Regions from separate parts of the Homo sapiens genome. Here region 2 is linked to region 1. The links are chromatin loops, found by intact Hi-C in ENCODE. Cell type or tissue: Caco-2. All regions are shown on one strand. Each heading gives the region's core, and the rest is flanking DNA. Links, peaks and the distances in the headings are about the cores only.

Evidence for each region. Hi-C counts contacts between places; a loop is a spot of excess contacts. Peaks named below come from ENCODE experiments on the same cell type or tissue, not always from the same donor. Only the 100,000 strongest peaks of a DNase experiment are listed, where the experiment ranks them.
Region 2: it touches region 1 in a loop (12-fold over the local background); 1 of 110 quality-filtered maps calls a loop at or near these places.

The regions. Positions count from the first base shown.
Region 1 is chr3:192,077,106-192,085,772 of GRCh38, forward strand. No RefSeq gene overlaps it. Among named protein-coding and RNA genes, the nearest start is that of FGF12-AS1, 160 kb to the right of the region's middle. In Caco-2, for the core only: no CTCF peak of the experiment used is centred there; a DNase peak (open chromatin) is centred at 3,436.
Region 2 is chr3:192,166,349-192,174,339 of GRCh38, forward strand. It overlaps FGF12 (fibroblast growth factor 12), which reads right to left. Exons shown (of 6, transcript NM_004113.6): 5 at 4,110-4,308. Among named protein-coding and RNA genes, the nearest start is that of FGF12-AS1, 68 kb to the right of the region's middle. In Caco-2, for the core only: no CTCF peak of the experiment used is centred there; no DNase peak of the experiment used is centred there.

The sequences.
Region 1 (8,667 bases), core at 1,458-6,457:
AGAACAAAAGTGGATACAAAGAAAAGTTCAGGGTCAGTTCTTGGCTCTTCTATTGACCCAGTCACCCAAGGACCTCAAGGACAATTGTATAGAAGTGTGAATTTGAAACATATAAAATAAATTCAGAATCTTCTCATCCAACTCCCCACACTCCAAATTAGTACCATAAACACTCCTTAGGCTTGCCAAAGTCACTACATGAAGGTGTTTTGGTTTGAAGAAAATGAACCAACATTTTTAAGTGGCTAATTTCTGAGGAGAATGCAGATATCCAGCCTCTCTTAACTGACTAGGTCCAATGGCAAAGCTCAGCCAGGTAAAAGAAGCAGTTAGCCACAGTCTAAACCAATCCCTGTCACTTTGCATTAGGGACTTTTTTTTTTTTTTTCAATTCACATTACTTGCCTGTTCTCTATAACTGAATGAGTTTTTAATACCTGACTACATCTTTAAGAGTGAATATTCCTTGCTGATAAAAATGGTGTATTATCTCAAAAATGGAAAAAAAAGATGGACTAGGCTAATTAACATGTTGTTAAAGACCTTAGGATGGATTAGGTCAGAGGAATGAATGAGGAGAGAGCTAACAATCTTTGAGCATCAAAATTTGCCAAGGGATTATGCTAAGCACATTAAATGTTTTATTCCATTTGCTATTTGCAATGATATTTTACATAGGTATTATTAACCCACTTTATAGATGAGAAACTAAGTCTTAGAGGGAAGAGAGCACAGGTTCACTGCAGCAGATGCAAAGAATGAGGAAAGCAATTCCTCATTCTCTACTTCATCAGCCACTGACTTGGCCAATGAAAGAAAAATAGGGAATCAAATCGAATGCCCTTCAGCTGCCACATGCTGTGACCTCTCCTTGTTATAAAAGTTAGAATGCTTTGATCTCAAATTTATGGCCTTTTATCAGAGTATCCAGCAAGATCCTTGTATTTTGAAAGAGTTAGCACACTCCAACCTAAACCTAAAAATGTTGATTGGAGACGTGCAATCATGTGATATCAAAGCTGGCAGGAATTTGGAAATCATCGGGTTAGTGGTTTCAAAACCTTTTATGTTTCAAAGGAGAGTGCCCTTTCTTTAAGCTAAATTTTACTGAAAGGCACTTCCTATCAACCAGATAAAAATAGGGCTGCAGTAGCTGTAGTGATATGTGGTCCAAAACCAGCACTGCTCGTGCTCCTTCCCCAGCTCCTGCTCTCACCCATGAGACTGCTAAAGTGCTTCGGCAGAACCTAGAGGGTCAGGACTATGGGGGGATGGGGAGGCAAGACATAAGGAAGAAAAATTTCCTAAATCTCTTATTTCCTGGAAATGGAACCTAAAGCCCAAGATCATATAGAAATTCAGTGATTACACTGGAAAATAGAAGGACTTGGGCTAAATTGACACATTACATCAGCATGAAAGACAGAAAAAATAGTGACCTGTCCCCATCAAAAACTCAGCTTTAGTTCAGGTCTAGTGATAGCACTTTAGAAAATGCTGCAGCTGAAAAATGATTCTTCCCTTCCATATCCAATTTTATGTAGAAGATGAACCACAGGCTCTGATGGCAAGGGAGAAAGAGCAAATAATGAACTCATGGTCGGAGAACAATTACAGTTTTACAATCATTCTTGATCCTAGGTCCTTTTTCTGCATAAAAGGGCCAATAATCTCTACCCTGTCAGCCTCAAAGGGCTGTGGTGAGACATAAGACTGTGTTTTTAACATTTAAAGTTAAAGAACAGAAAAAACCTCCTTACTATTTTTTTAATGGCTAAATTGTAGAGCTTGAGAATGCATTGTTTGCCTCACTTTGTAGTGTGCTCAGCATGATTAACAAATGTTATTTCATCATCTCTATTATTTTAATTTTCAGCTTGCATGCTTAGTAGTTGGTTTCCTTTTCAAAAGCCAATAATAAAGTTAAGTGATCAGAATGCTTGACGTGCCATGTTATTCTTTCAGAGGCTCCACTGTTTGTGCCACCTTGAAAAATGTGTTTCAGGTTCCAAAAAAACCTTGCCTGGTCAATTCTTTCCTGCTTTTTCTTATTACAATGTAGGTACTCCATGGAGCTGTTTGATGGGCCCAGCTGTAGCCTGGCTCTTCACAGCAGAAAGGTGCCTGTCAGCCTCTTACTCCTCTTGGCTCTACTCCAGTGAGCCATCCCTCTCTACTACCCTTTCCACTTCCTGGCAGCTGGATGAGGAGGCTGGAAGCCAGTGGCAAACTGTGGCACCTGGCTGTTTGGTCTGCCATTAATGACAGCCCCTGCTGAATCATGACTCAATAGCAGTACTTTTTCTTCAAAAGCGTTCAAGTGAGAGAAAAGAAAAGGCTGCTCTGACCTCTGGCCCATGTTCCCCTGGTGCAGAATGCTTCTGTTGACTATTTTCCTATGTTTAACAGGTGGAAGCAGACTGAAAGCGTAGAGGGAGGTTAGTGAACTTCTTCTGGCCTGTTCATCGGACCCTTGCATTTAGAAAATAACGGTGCCACACTGGAGAAGGTAAGGAGAAGGGGAAGAAAAGGTTTGTTTGATTGCTGCAAAATTACATAATGTGCATACCATCTGAACTTCTTATGAAACAAAAACAAAGAAAGAAAGAAAAAGAATGCTATGACTACCCAGCAACATTATCACTCTCCAGTTTTCATCTTTGATTGACTATTGCTCAGTGGTGATTTGACCTCTTCCCCTTCCCCTTTCCTCCTGTGAATTTTCCCCCCATGGCAGCTACTTGAAAACCACTTATACCAACACACTGGTTAGCCTGGATATGGAGGCAAGTGCTCCGAGTGACTGGTTGTCCTGAGGCAGCCTGCTTCAACCCAACACGTGGCACTTTGGGTAGCAGAAAGGCTTCCAGGTCTAAATGCTAGAAGCTGGAAGCAAGTAAGGGGAATCACAGCTAGCTTTTCTTGGTTTTGGGGCTCTGAGGATTACTACCACCTTTAGTTTCACTGCCTTTTGAGAGCGCTAACAGCTTTTAAATAATTAGCCCTTTCCTTTCCACCTTTTATGGCCACTCATATTGTTTGTCCTTTTTTATTTTCAGTCTCACACTATTTGTTTTCTAAACACTTTCTTAATTTACCTCTACCCTTCCTTTTGTTTGCACTTGTTTTTCATTCCTTACTTTTCCTCTTTGCTTGCCAAAATCATCTATTCCCTCCTCTTAGGTGCACGGTTCTCTTACTCCAGCCTCTCCCTTTCATTATCTTCATTATCTTATTTACAGACATCTTAGTTCTTCATTTGTTTTTCATCAGAACTTGTTTGCTTTTTATGGCTCCAGATTTTACTTTTGTCTCCAAAGGGAATGTTCACGAATGCTGTTAGATTGAGAAACATAAAGCACATTACCAATTGTTTCACAATGCTAAAAGAATAGGTTGTCCTAGATGGTTAATGAAAGCTTCAGGGGTGGCAGTCCTGCTGGTAGCATTAACTCAGCACTCCTAATCTTTTCTGATAAGCATGCCTTCCAGGAAGATAAGACAAATCAAAGGCTGCTTTTTCAACCTTGTAGTTTGATGTCTGCTAGAGCAGTTCCTGGTAGATACCATTTTAACTCCCTTTCAGATGAAAAATCTGAGCCTCAAAATCAAATATTTTCTCACTATTCCCTCAGGCTTCCTTGTCAAACCTTCTGAACAACTGAAAACACAAAGCTTCAGATCCTAAAACAAAATCTTTTAAACATCAAAAAATCAATGAACATTTTACCTGGAGGACAGATGTGGTTTTACGGATTTGAGCAACTAATATAGCTAATGTAGCTTGACTTCATTTTATGCATTAAGTGTGTTCCCCCAAAATATTAATTAACATATATATTTATGGGTGAATCATATTTTGTCACAGGGACGTACTGTAACTATGAAGGTCTAACACAAAACTGAAAAAGGATTTTAGACCAAATTTAAATATAATCACATGTAATTCAAAAAGGCTGGCTTTGTTAATGTGCAATCAATGGATATTTATTTCTCTTACGTGAAAGTCCACAAAAAGTAATCATAAACAGTCTACATTACCTTTGAGCATTCATTAAAAGATACATATTGAAATTAATCATTCTGTTACTTGCTACTTCATCAAGAATTCATTCTAGCTCCAGGAAACAATGATAATTAGTAACTTACATAATAATTCTTGGAAGGTCAATAGATTATCAAATATGTAATATGAATGTTCTACATTACATATTTGGGAGCACATTGAATCCCAAACTATGAATAGGTAAAGCCAATCACCTAAATGCCCTAACTTCAAAACAAGTTCTCATGAGACACTGGAAGACAATCACATAATTTGTATCTTGGCAAAGAACTTTGGGAAATAATATATCTAGGAATACATAAGGAAGATAAGCGGCTTAAGTGTAGCAATAGAACCAAAGCAGGAAGCAAACAGCTTAATTAATATTGTCTTCTTAATCATCACTTTATTTTCCCCCCCAAATAACCCCAGGACCATCAAACCTATTAAATCAATGGCCTTAAAAAAAAAGTTTGTAATGTCTTTCAAGTTCCACTCTTTTCTAAGCAATTAACACATTAATTAATACAATTATTAATATGCAACAGGTAGGGATGCAGCTAGGTAGGAAACTTCAGATAGTGTGAGACAGCAGTCCCCAACCTTTTTGGCACCCGGGACTGGTTTCATGGAAGACAATTTTTCCACAGACAGTGTTGGCGGGGCTGGTTTTGGCATGATTCAAGTGCATTACATTTATTGTGCACTTTAGTTCTATGATTATTACACTGTAATATATAATTAAATAATTCTACAACTCACCATAATGTAGAAAATCAGTGGGAGCGCTGAGCTTGTTTTCCTGCAACTAGATGGTCCCATCTGGGGGTCATGGGAGACAGCCACACCCTAAGTGTTTTGCTTATGTCCAGTCTATTCTGTAATCTCGGTTTGGTTGCTGTCACTGCAAAAATCCCTGATTCACAAAGAAAGGATGTTGGAAATGGAGGTAGGCTTTTCAGTGCTTTTGTGACAATCTCTGGATATTACCCCTTGACTTTAATCCAGAACATATGGAGATTTAACTTTGTCTCAAACATACTTTTAAGGCCACCATTATTTGTGATCGCGAGCAGTTGATCCTCTGGCAGAACAGACGAAGTTGATTCACCTGGCTTACTCATAAATGGGTAATGGTCCCATTCCTTCCCAGTTCGGGGGTCTTTTGTGGTTGGAAGTAATGCTCAAACTCTTTTGAAAGCTGAGATAGGTGATTATGCACCAGCTGGGAGAAAGAAAGCCCTGTCTCTTTCAAACTATCTGCTAATGTTTGAACGTGTCAAAAATTCAAATGTTCGCCCATCACCTTCATAATTTCAATTTGCCATTGAATGCAGCCACTTTATTTGCTGGCTTGAACACAGTTGTCGTTCTCCCCTGAAGTGACAGATTGAGTTCGTTGAGCAGGTTGAAAATATCACACAAATAAGCAAGTTTTGTGATCCATTCTGTGTCACTAAAATGTGCTGCCAATGGTGACTTTTTCTCAAAGAAACCTCTGAAGTAGCTCTCATAACTCAGAAACTCTGGCCAATCATCTGCCTTTAGAAAGTCTTCTCATTTATGTGTATAAGAGAAGACATATGTGCTCTGTGTCCACCTCCTCCGAGAGCTGCAGGAACAGACATGTGTTAAGGGCATGCACTTTAATGCAGTTGATAATTTTAATCACACCTTGCAAATCATTGGTAAGTTCAAGTGACATTTTTCAGCTAGCCAGCATTTCTCTATAGATGACACAGCATGTAGACTCACATTCAGAAGTGACTTCTTTGACCCCAGTAGTGAAAACAGAAAGCCACCCAGTCGTGGCAGCCACTCCATTCATGCATATACTGACACAAAATGACCAATTTAGTTTTCCTGATATGTAATCATTCAAAGACTTGAATAGTTCTGCAGCTATGGTGTTGGATGGCAATGCAAGTGCATATTACACATCTTTATGAACATCTTCCTGAAAAATACATTGCACAAAAGCAAGCATTGTTGCCTTGTTGTCAACATCGGTAGACTTGTCAACCTGGATTGTGTACCACTGTGACTCATTCATCCTCTCTAACAATTGTGCCTCAATATGCTCTGCTGTTTCATCAGTTTGTCTAGTTATGGTGCTAGCCAAAAGAGGAGCACATGCCACTTTTTGAACTGCAGCCTCTTAGAGCTGCAGCCTGCACATCATCAGGCACTGGGTTCTCATAAGGAGTGCACAACCTAGATCCCTCACATGCTCAGTTCACAATAGGGTTTGAGCTCTTATGAGAATCTAATGCCAACGCTGATCTGACAGGAGGTGGAGCTCAGCTGGTAATGCAAGCGGGGGAGTGGCTGTAAAAACAACTGAAGCTTCTGCTGGCTCACCAGCTACTCACCTCTGGGTGTGTGGCCTGGTTGCTAACAGGTACTGACATATGTCAAGGGGGCTGGGACCCCTAGTCTCAGAGGACATGATGAAATGATGAGAACTGGAGCAAACATGATACATTGAGACAAAAAAATAAATTAGAAAGAAATTGGAGTGAAATTAGAACTTGGTGATACATGTGTCACTGAGGAATATAAAAAAGAGGAGAATGACTTCTCAATTTTAAATTAGATTCTTGGATGAATGACATTTTGCAAAAGTTGATAAGCTTATTTTTAAATGAATCTTTTGTTTTAGAACAGTTTTAGACTTACAGAAAAATTTCCAAAATAATACAGAGAGTTCTCACATATGCATTCCCAATTTCTCCTATTATTAACTTTTTACAGTAGTGTTGTATATTAACTAGAATTATTAAACTGATATACATACCTTATTATTAACTATAATTGATATTTTATTTAGATTTCCTTGGTTTTTACTTTAAAGTTCCTTTTCTGTTTCAGGATCCCATCTGTGATACAGTATTACAATTAGTTGTCAAGTCTCCTGAGGCTTTGTTTGGCTGCGAAAGTTTCTCAGTCTTTCCTTGTTTTTGATTACCTTGACAGTTTTAAGTTGTGCCGTTATCAAGAGTTTTGTAGAATATTCCTCAACTGGGGAAGTTTCTCATGAATAGACTGAGGTTATGGGCTTTTGAGAGGATGATCCGTTAGGTAAAGCACCACTTGTATTGTTTCACATCCAGAGTACATACTATGCACATGATTTATCACTGTGGATGGTAAACTTGATTACCTGGATGCGGCAGCATTTGTCAGGTTCCTATTTCATCAATTCGTCTAGTTCCAATGTTACTCTTTCCTCCCCTCCCCTTTCCATATTGAGCTCTTTAGAAGGAAGTCACTATGTGTAGGCTACCCTTGAGGTGTGGGGAGTTTGGCTCCAGCCCTCTAAGTATGGCTTTCTACATAAATTATTTGAGGTTCTGAATGGAAGATTTGTCTATTCTCCCACGTTCATTTATTTTTACTCAATCATTTATTCATATCAGTATAGAATCATTGATATTAATTTTACACTTTGGGTTATAAACTAATATTGCTTTATTTTGTTGCTCAAAGTTTTCTAACTTTGGTCATTGGAAGCAATTTCAGTTGGTTCCTGTGTCTCTTTGGCATACCACTATCATCGTATTGTTTTTTGTTTTGCTTTTGAATACTGTCCTCCTTTCTGACACCACAAGATGCTCCAGGTCCATCTTGTATATTTCCTGCCCAATCCTAGAATCAATCATTTATTGAAGGAGCCTTGGCTCCTGTTATTGGATAATGGGTTTAGAAACCAGATTCAGGGCACTAGTGTGCTCATTGCTACTGGGATACTCACTGCTACTTTCAGCTAATACTGGTTACGGTGTATATTCTAACTCCACGCACATATCTACAAATATTTCTGTATTTAAACACATATGTCTACATTACACTAAAAATGAGATTATACTGATGTTTCTGACTGATTGTTACCACTGGATCATTTAACCTCCTCCTACTGCTTATCTGTACCCTTCCACTTCAAAAGTGAAAAATCTGATGCTTACCGTTCTCCATACATTTGCTTAATTGTCCATTTTGAGTATATATGTGCAGCCATTTCAGAATTGTTAACTCATACTCCCATGGGAAACAGTTTTATCAATTAGAGTCCAGAGCTTGGCCGGGCGCGGTGGCTCTCACCTGTAATCCCAGCACTTTGGGAGGCCGAGGCGGGTGGATCACAATGTTAGGAGATTGAGACCATCCTGGCTAACACGGTGAAACCCCATCTCTACTAAAAATACAAAAAACTAGCCGGGCATGGTGGCGGGCGCCTGTAGTCCCAGCTACTTGGGAGGCTGAGGCAGGAGAATGGCGTGAACCCGGGAGGCGGAGCCTGCAGTGAGCTGAGATCGCGCCACTGCACTCCAGCCTGGGCGACAGAGTGAGACTCTATCTCAAAAAAAAAAAAAAAAAAAAGAGTCCAGAGCTTAAAGCTTCCAGACTCTACTCACTTCCAAATTTCCTTAGGTCAGCATCTTTTTCTCCCCATACCTTCCAGTGAGGTTGGTTCACACATTTGCAGTACAGGTAAATGTTTTTGTTACATTCTTGATTCCATTCTGGGGTCTTCCAATGTACTAAATAATTTTTTAAATATTTGTGTATATTAAGATTCATTGTTGGCTCTATAAGTTTCTATGAGTTTGGACAAATGCACG
Region 2 (7,991 bases), core at 1,740-6,739, 90 kb after region 1:
ATTTCTAAGGGGTAGGGATATATTGCAGATTTTTAAAAAGAGAAGCAATTAGGAGACATTTATTCAAGATCATTTACTAGGTCCCACTATATTGAAGTTACATCTACATCTTTCTCAGACCTCAGACTGTAGCCTGTCTTACCAGTTTTAAATGGGGTTTAAGAACTTGATTGTTCAAGTCAGAATGCTTTGGTTTCATTTCTGGCTTTGCCAATTGCTAGCTGCATGATTTAGGACAAATTACTCAATATCTCTGTGTTTCATTTTTCACATTTGTAAATGCGGATAATACTGGAACCTACTTCGTACAAATGGAATGGAAAGTAAGAGACAGTAATTGAGACGTGCTTAGAATAGCACCTGCACAGAGTAAGCATTTATAAAACTGTTAGCTAAGATTGTTCAATAAAGTTAGTTCCCTAAGACAAAAGATAAAGACATTTATAGGGAATGAGAAGGTGTTTGGCCTAAAACCAATTAAGTTTTTTTTTTCATTTTTGGAAGTAATTATCATCATATTCTATATGCTTCACACCTAGAGAGACAAAAATCCTTGGAAGTGAATCAAAGTATTAGTGAATCTGATTTAGAATGCATTTTTTTTCCCAGAACAAAAAGAAAATCATTCTAAAGGATCAGTCAATAACATAAAGTAAAAACACGATAATCTACCAAAAGATGTCAATCAGAAAATTAGGAAATCAGAGATATTCTAAAATTAAGAGGATGGAAGCCTGAAGCAGAGTTTTTAGTGTCTCAATACCCATTGTGCCATAACCCCTAGTCACAGAACATTTATTTGGTATATGGCTATCAAAAAAAAAAAAAAAAAAAAGACTACATTCTTAGCTTCTTTACACCTAAGTGTGACTACCTGACTAGGTTGTGGCCAGTGCGATAAGTAGCATATGGCAGTTACCATGGACAACTTGGAAAGAAAACTGGCCCTGGCTTTTCCTTCTGTCTTCTTCACCTCTCCTCTGCCCTCTGGCTGGAATAAGATGCTGGTTGGATCATGGGCAGAAGGGCAGATCCAGGGCCAGCATGTGTGGTTGTGTTCCGGGTGCAGTGCACAGTTGTAAATAAGCCGTAGCAAAACACTGGGAGAGAGGTAGTAAAAGCTGGATGCAGCCAAGGCCCTACCAATTGGAAAAGCACAGTACCAGCTAGGATAGCTGGTCTCTAGATTTGTTTTGTGAGAGAATAAAAAACTTTATATGATTAAGCTGCTGTTAATATGAGTTTGTGTTGTGTGAAGACAACCTTAATTCTAATCCATATAGGAATGTCCAGTTGTACACGTACATGCTCATCCAGACCCAAGAGGAAACTTGATTAACCAAAGTACAGATAGCAGCTAAAATTAGGAGGGTAGGTTATAGGTATATATATATATATATATATATATATATATATATATAAAATTTTTTTTTTTTTTTTTTTTTGAGAAAGAATCTTGCTTTATCACCCAGGCTGGAGTGCAGTGGCGTGATCTCAGCTCACTGCAATCTCCACCTCCTTGATTCTCCTGCCTCAGTCTCCTGAGTAGCTGGGATTACCGGCACGTGCCACCACGCCCGGTTAATTTTTGTATTTTTAGTAGAGACGGGGTTTCACCATGTTGGTCAGGCTGATCTCAAACTCCTGACCTCGTGATCCGCCCACCTCGGTCTCCCAAAGTCCTGGGATTACAGGCGTGAGCCACCAAGCCTGGCCTAGGTGTATTTTTAAGTGGGGTCATGAGGGTGAAGTTGAATATAAAGGGCATTATCCGTAAAGGGAATAAACACAACACGTGGATTTCTTTTCTTCATACTTTCCTAAATTTTCCAAAATTGTTAATGACCTTGTACTACTTTTATAACAAGAAGAAAATCAATGTAAATGAACAAATAAAAATGATGCAATAATTAAGAGCATAATTCATCAAACATTTCATTTTTGAGAATCCATATATTTCCCTGTGAAAATATTACTTACTTCTCAGGTACCCTTTGCTTAACCCTAAGAAGCAGGCACTTTCCTGCCTTTATTCACACTGCACCTGGAATGTTTTTGTCTGCCTAATCCCTACCTCTCATCTCAAATTGCAGGAACCTGGCCTAGCCCTGAAGGTAAGTTTAAATATTAGCTTCTCAATGATATCTTACTTTTTGGGAAAATAATAGCCTTTTTCTCTGAGTCCCAATATAAATCCTATATATTGCATCACTTAACATTTTACTTTTGCTCTGAGTAAACATATGTCACACCTCTAAGAATATCATAAAGTTCTCTGGCGCATATATTCTTCTTTGTCTTTATAGTTTTCTATTCATTAATTCATTCACATGTTCACTTTTCAGACAACTGATTATCAAATATCTCTCTATGATATGCCAACTATTATAGAAGACAAAGGGAGATATGAAGAAAAATAAAACATGTTCTGTTCATTCAAAGAGTGAGCTAACCATGAATAAGAGGAGACAGAGTGGCATTGGGCAAATTTAATGTCATAATTTCTATGGGAGAGAAATGTATGCAATGACAAGCTGACCGAATGTTTAGTTCTACTTGAAGAAAGTCAAGAAGGCCATCATGGAAGTATTGACTCTTGAATTATTTTTTTCCAAAGACTAATAGACATTTTCCAGGCAGATGAGATAAATGGATAAAAACTAAAGGAGCAGGGGTGATGAACAAAATGAGCCCAATAAGAATGAAAATAGGCCAGGCATGGTGGCTCACGCTTGTAATCCCAGCACTTTGGGAGGCCGAGGTGGGCAGATAACCTGAGGTCAGGAGTTTGAGACCAGCCTGGCCAACATGGCGAAATCCTGTCTCTACTAAAAATACAAAAATTAGCCGGGTGTGGTGGTGTGTGCCTGTAATCCCAGCTACCCAGGAGGCTGAAGAAGGAGAATCGCTGGAACCCAGGGGGCAGAGGCTGCAGTGAGCCGAGATTGCACCACCGCACTCCAGCCTGGGTGACAGAGCAAGACTCCATCTCAAATAAATAAATAAATAAAGTGAAAATATACTGCAGGAAAGAAAAGTTCATTTCATGTGCTGAATACACAGCATGTGAAGAGGGTCCTGAGAGGGGCTAGGGGCTTTGAATATCACATTTCATCCAGTGCTTGGAACATTGGAAGATAGTATTGACTTAAATGTTTGCAGTCACCGTGCTATGTACTATGCACCAGGCATTGTGTACACTGATTGACTGACCATGCCATATGAGATATTCAGGGGACAGCAAGCTTGACTAAGCCACAGAGTTGCAATGCACTGCCTCAATTTTCTCATTTCCTCAGACGAGGATGCTGAGCCAATGTTTAAAGTGATTATAATGTGACTTTCAGAGGAGAAACAAGCTTACTCAGCCTGTAGTAGAAAGCTTGGCTGAATTCAGGAAATGTGGTTACCCAAATGATATGCTCTCATCCTAGCTAAGGAATTTCTGAGGGAACATAGCCTAGCTGCCAAAAATCGGTTTCCTCAGAAAAAAAAAAACAAAAAAGTTTATTCTAATGGTCAGTTTGAAATAAATGAACAGAGAATTAAATGATTACGAGAGAAAAGGTTATAGGCTCACCTGAGAAGGATACAGTGCAATACGGTAAATATAAAAGTATCATTTGTTTTTCAAGGGTGTATCTTGAGAAAGGAAATTATTAGGTTTAGAAAAGGAGGAAACTGCATACTAGATAGTAACTACCACTTCTTTTCTACTTTCAAAATTTTTCCGGCTTCTATATTCAGGCATTTTTTTTAAGTGCCAAGTATTTGTAATAGAATTTTCCTTTTTTTTTTTTTTAATAGGAAAAGATTCCCAGCTACTACGGAGGCTGAGGCAGGAGAATTGCTCGAATCCGGGAGGAGGTTGCAGTGAGCCGAGACTGAGCCATTGCATTCTAGTGTGGGCGACAGAGCAAGACTCTGCCTCAAAAGAAAAAAAAAAAAAAAAAGGAAGAGATACTATTGTGTTCTCTGAATATTTCTTTTGAATCTTTCTTCTGATCTGTTGCATTCCAGGCAAACTCTCTGGACCAAAAGGGCAAGAAGCAGAATTGATGTCAACACACAGATAAGGGTCCAACAAAGACAGTCAGTTGGTTTCATACCTTCAATAGGTTTCGGTACAAAATGTGATGAGGGCTTGGTTTTCTTCACTCTGTTCCCCTTCATAATTTGACCTTCTTTATTGAGTCCCAGAAACCAAGCTCGGCCTGATTCTTGCTGGCGGTACAGTGTGGAAGAATAGATCACATAGTAGTTTTCAAACACAGATTCCTTGAATTTGCATTCTGGAGTGAAAACATCCTGTAGGAAAAAAAAAAAAAGACACAAAAAAGAGAAATGATTTAAAGGTGAATCAGCAAATGCTTAAATCCAATAAGCTTGAAATCCATGTCCTCTGTTAAGAACAAATGAAAGGCAATGACACATAGTTTCTATTAGCCTTTGGTTACAAAGATTCATCATACAAAATCAAAAAACATGATTGCCTTTCTAGCCAACCTTCAGCCCAGAGATAATAACTTGCTCAGGCTTGAAGCTACGTTAAAATCATTCAGGACTGTGGCCAAGTCTGCGCTCCGATCCTAGCAATATGTTTTGTAAACTAAAGTGATTGGCCATTCCTCATTTACTCACCCTTAACATGTAAATAAGGAACTAAAATTTATCCTGGAAATCAAAATCAAATATAACCACAGCAAACACAGGCACACAAGGTGCTTTTGAAGAGACTATTCTGTATATACAAATGTATTACACAGCCACAGCTTGGTCAGGAAAATCACCACTTTTCCTAAAGTCAGTAACTTCCTCTCTAATTTCCTTAAAACATTTTTTTCCTTAGTAATCAAAATCTCAGGTAAAAAGCCCAGGAATAATAGAAAAAAATTACTATTATATTGAAGAAAATTACTAATAGTATTAATTCCTATTACTATTGACCTCAGTGAAACACAGAATGAGAGTTCTAGTCTCAGAAGAAACTGTAAGATCCTGTACTTCAACTCCAGCATTTGGTAAGTGAGAAAACCAAAAGGTCACGTGATTAATTCAAATACACATTTAAGAAACTACTGAGTCAATGCCAGAGCTCACATTCATTGCTTCACAATCACAGTCTCTCAGGCTCACCTTTTCTGCCTGAGTCTTGTTTAGTGACTTATAATGAGATTTAAAAATCAATACAATAAAATCATATCCTAACATGTCACATGAACAAAATGTATTGTGTGGAAGGAAGAAATTTCTCCCCTTCTGAGATCAGCAGAAGAAAAACAAATGCTATTGCATCTTCTTCAGCTGCAATTAAACAGGAGTCCTACATGTCAGACATATTCACCACAGTCACCATCTTCCTCTCCATGAACTGGAAGAATTTCAGTGTGAGACTCCCATGATTTAATGCAAGCAAACCTGGAATTAAGTTATTAATGAATATAGGAATATTAATGAATATAGGTTGGTTGAAGCCATGTCCTTGTAGGTGATACTCCCATGCCAATCTCCTTATTTGTAGAGAGTGCTCTCTCTCTCTCTTTCTCTCCCTCTCTCCTTTTTTTTCTTTTTCTTTTTGTAAGAGGTGGGGTCTTGCTATGTTGCATAGGCTGGCCTCAAACTCCCGGGCCCAGAAGATCCTCCCACATCAGCCTCCCAAGTAGCTGGAACTACAGGTGTGTACCACTGCACCCAGCTTGTTTTTGAATAGTTCCAACATTATAGACGAAGAAAAATGAGACTAAGAAAACTGGAGTAGGCTGGGGTGTGGTAGCTTACCTCTGTAATGCCAGCACTTCGGGAGGTTGAGGTAAGCAGATCATTTGAGGTCAGGAGTTCAAGACCAGCCTGGCCAACATGGTGAAACCCCGTCTCTACTAAAAATGCAAAAATTAGCTGGGTGTGGTGGCAGATGCCTGTATTTCCAGCTACTCGGGAGGCTGAGGTGGGAGGATGACTTGAACCAGGGAGGTGGATGTTGCAGTGAGCAGAGATTACACCCCACACTCCAGCTTGGGTGACACAGTGAAATGGATCTCAACCCCCCCTTCAAAAAAAAGTCCAAGAAAACACCCCCCAAAGAAAATTGGAGTAGAAAGGTGGTTGTAGATAGTAAGATAATATGAATAGCAATAAATTAATATTATGTTTATATTAATACTGAAATATGATTTCTTAGAGTACTTTGAGTTTTAAGTAAATGAACTACTAGCTTAAGAATCAAAGAAACAAATGACCATGAGATACTACTTCACATCCACTATAAAGGCTATAGTTTAAAAATGGACATGACAAAGTGTTTATGAGGATGTGGAAAAACTGCAACTCACATACATTGCTGGTGGAAATGTAAAATTATGCAGAAGCTGTGGAAAATAGGTTGGCAGTGCCTCAAAAGGTTAAACATACAGTTGCCACACAATCCAAAAATTCCACTTTTAGGTATAGTTCTAAGATTAATGAAAACATATGTCCACACAAAAACTTGTGCACAAATGTTCATAGTGACATCATTCATAATGTGGAAACAACCCAAACATCTATCAAGTGATGAATGGATAAATACAGTGTGATAGTTCTACAGAATGCAACTGTAATACCATTCAATTATAAAAAAGAATGAAATACTGATTTATGTGGCAACAAGGATGAACCTCATACACATTATGTTAAGTGCAAGGAGCCAGATATAAAAGGCCACATGTATGATTCCATTTATATGAAATGTCCAGAATAAGCAAATCCGGAGATAGTAAGTACTGTAGTGATTATCAAGGGTTGGGGAAGGAGGTGAGAGGGATAAGGGTGGAGTGACTGTTTTGTTGGAGGGATGAAATGTTCTGGGATTAGATACCGGTGATGTTTGCAAAACTTTCTGAATGTACCAAAAACCACTAAAGCATGCATACATTTTTAAAATGTAAATTACGTGGCATTCAATTGATATCTCAATGAAAAAAAATCAGATAAACCAGGTGATTAAAGAAAGTGAGGGAAGGAATGAAACTATTGCACATTCCTTGCCTGGCAGCACAGGGCTATATGATAACCCATGTGAAGGAAAACTGGCTCTTCGAAGGCCTTGTCTCAATATTGCCAGGACAGAGTTTAGTCATTGCCAAGTATATGGATAAAAGTAACTCAGATTCAATATAGATGATAATATTAAGTTCTGTTTTTTTCCTAGGACTAATAAAGTATTTTTAAAATGCTTAGATTTAGGTCTGAATTTTAATTCATTTTCTTTTAAAAACAAACTAATTAAAATAATCCCAAAGCTTTTTATTATTTTTTTTTCTCGATCTAGTCCAATACTAGCAAACAGTATTAACCCTAGATGCTATGCTAAGGAACTCTGGAAAGTTCAAGCAATACATTCAATGTATAAGATTTCAGACTTTATAAAGAAGTTAGGAAAAAAATAATTCCTGTTTTGTGTAAGTACATATCGTCATATATGTAGATGGTGATAAAACCTTCTTCCTTATGAATGTACATCACAGAAACATGTAAATTTGAAGATAGATATAAAGCTGCTTAGTGATGATAGTACAATTTGGCACCTTTATCTAACAAGGTAACTAAAGCTCATGACAGCGAAATAATTGTCCCCAGTGTCATAGGAAGCTAGCGGCAGATCCAGACCCTGTGTTGAACAACGGGCTCCTCGCTGCTGGTTCAGTACTTCTTCCAATGCCACACATTGCTTTCCTACTGCATACGCAATCCTGCTTTTGATGCCAAGCTTGATTTGGGCAAGCCTTACTCATATTATAGAAACCATATCAGTGATGTATAATTACTACATTGTCATTTATACATGAGAAAAACAACACTCTCATTTAATAAATAACGATTCTTAGGTTTCTGTTTCATACTCATTTAAAATTCCCTCCCGGAACAGCAAAAATCAGAGATATTGCACAGAAGCTGGAGTCCTGGGGTCCTGAGCCAGGAACCGCATTAGGTAGGAACCGGGCTTTGAACTACTA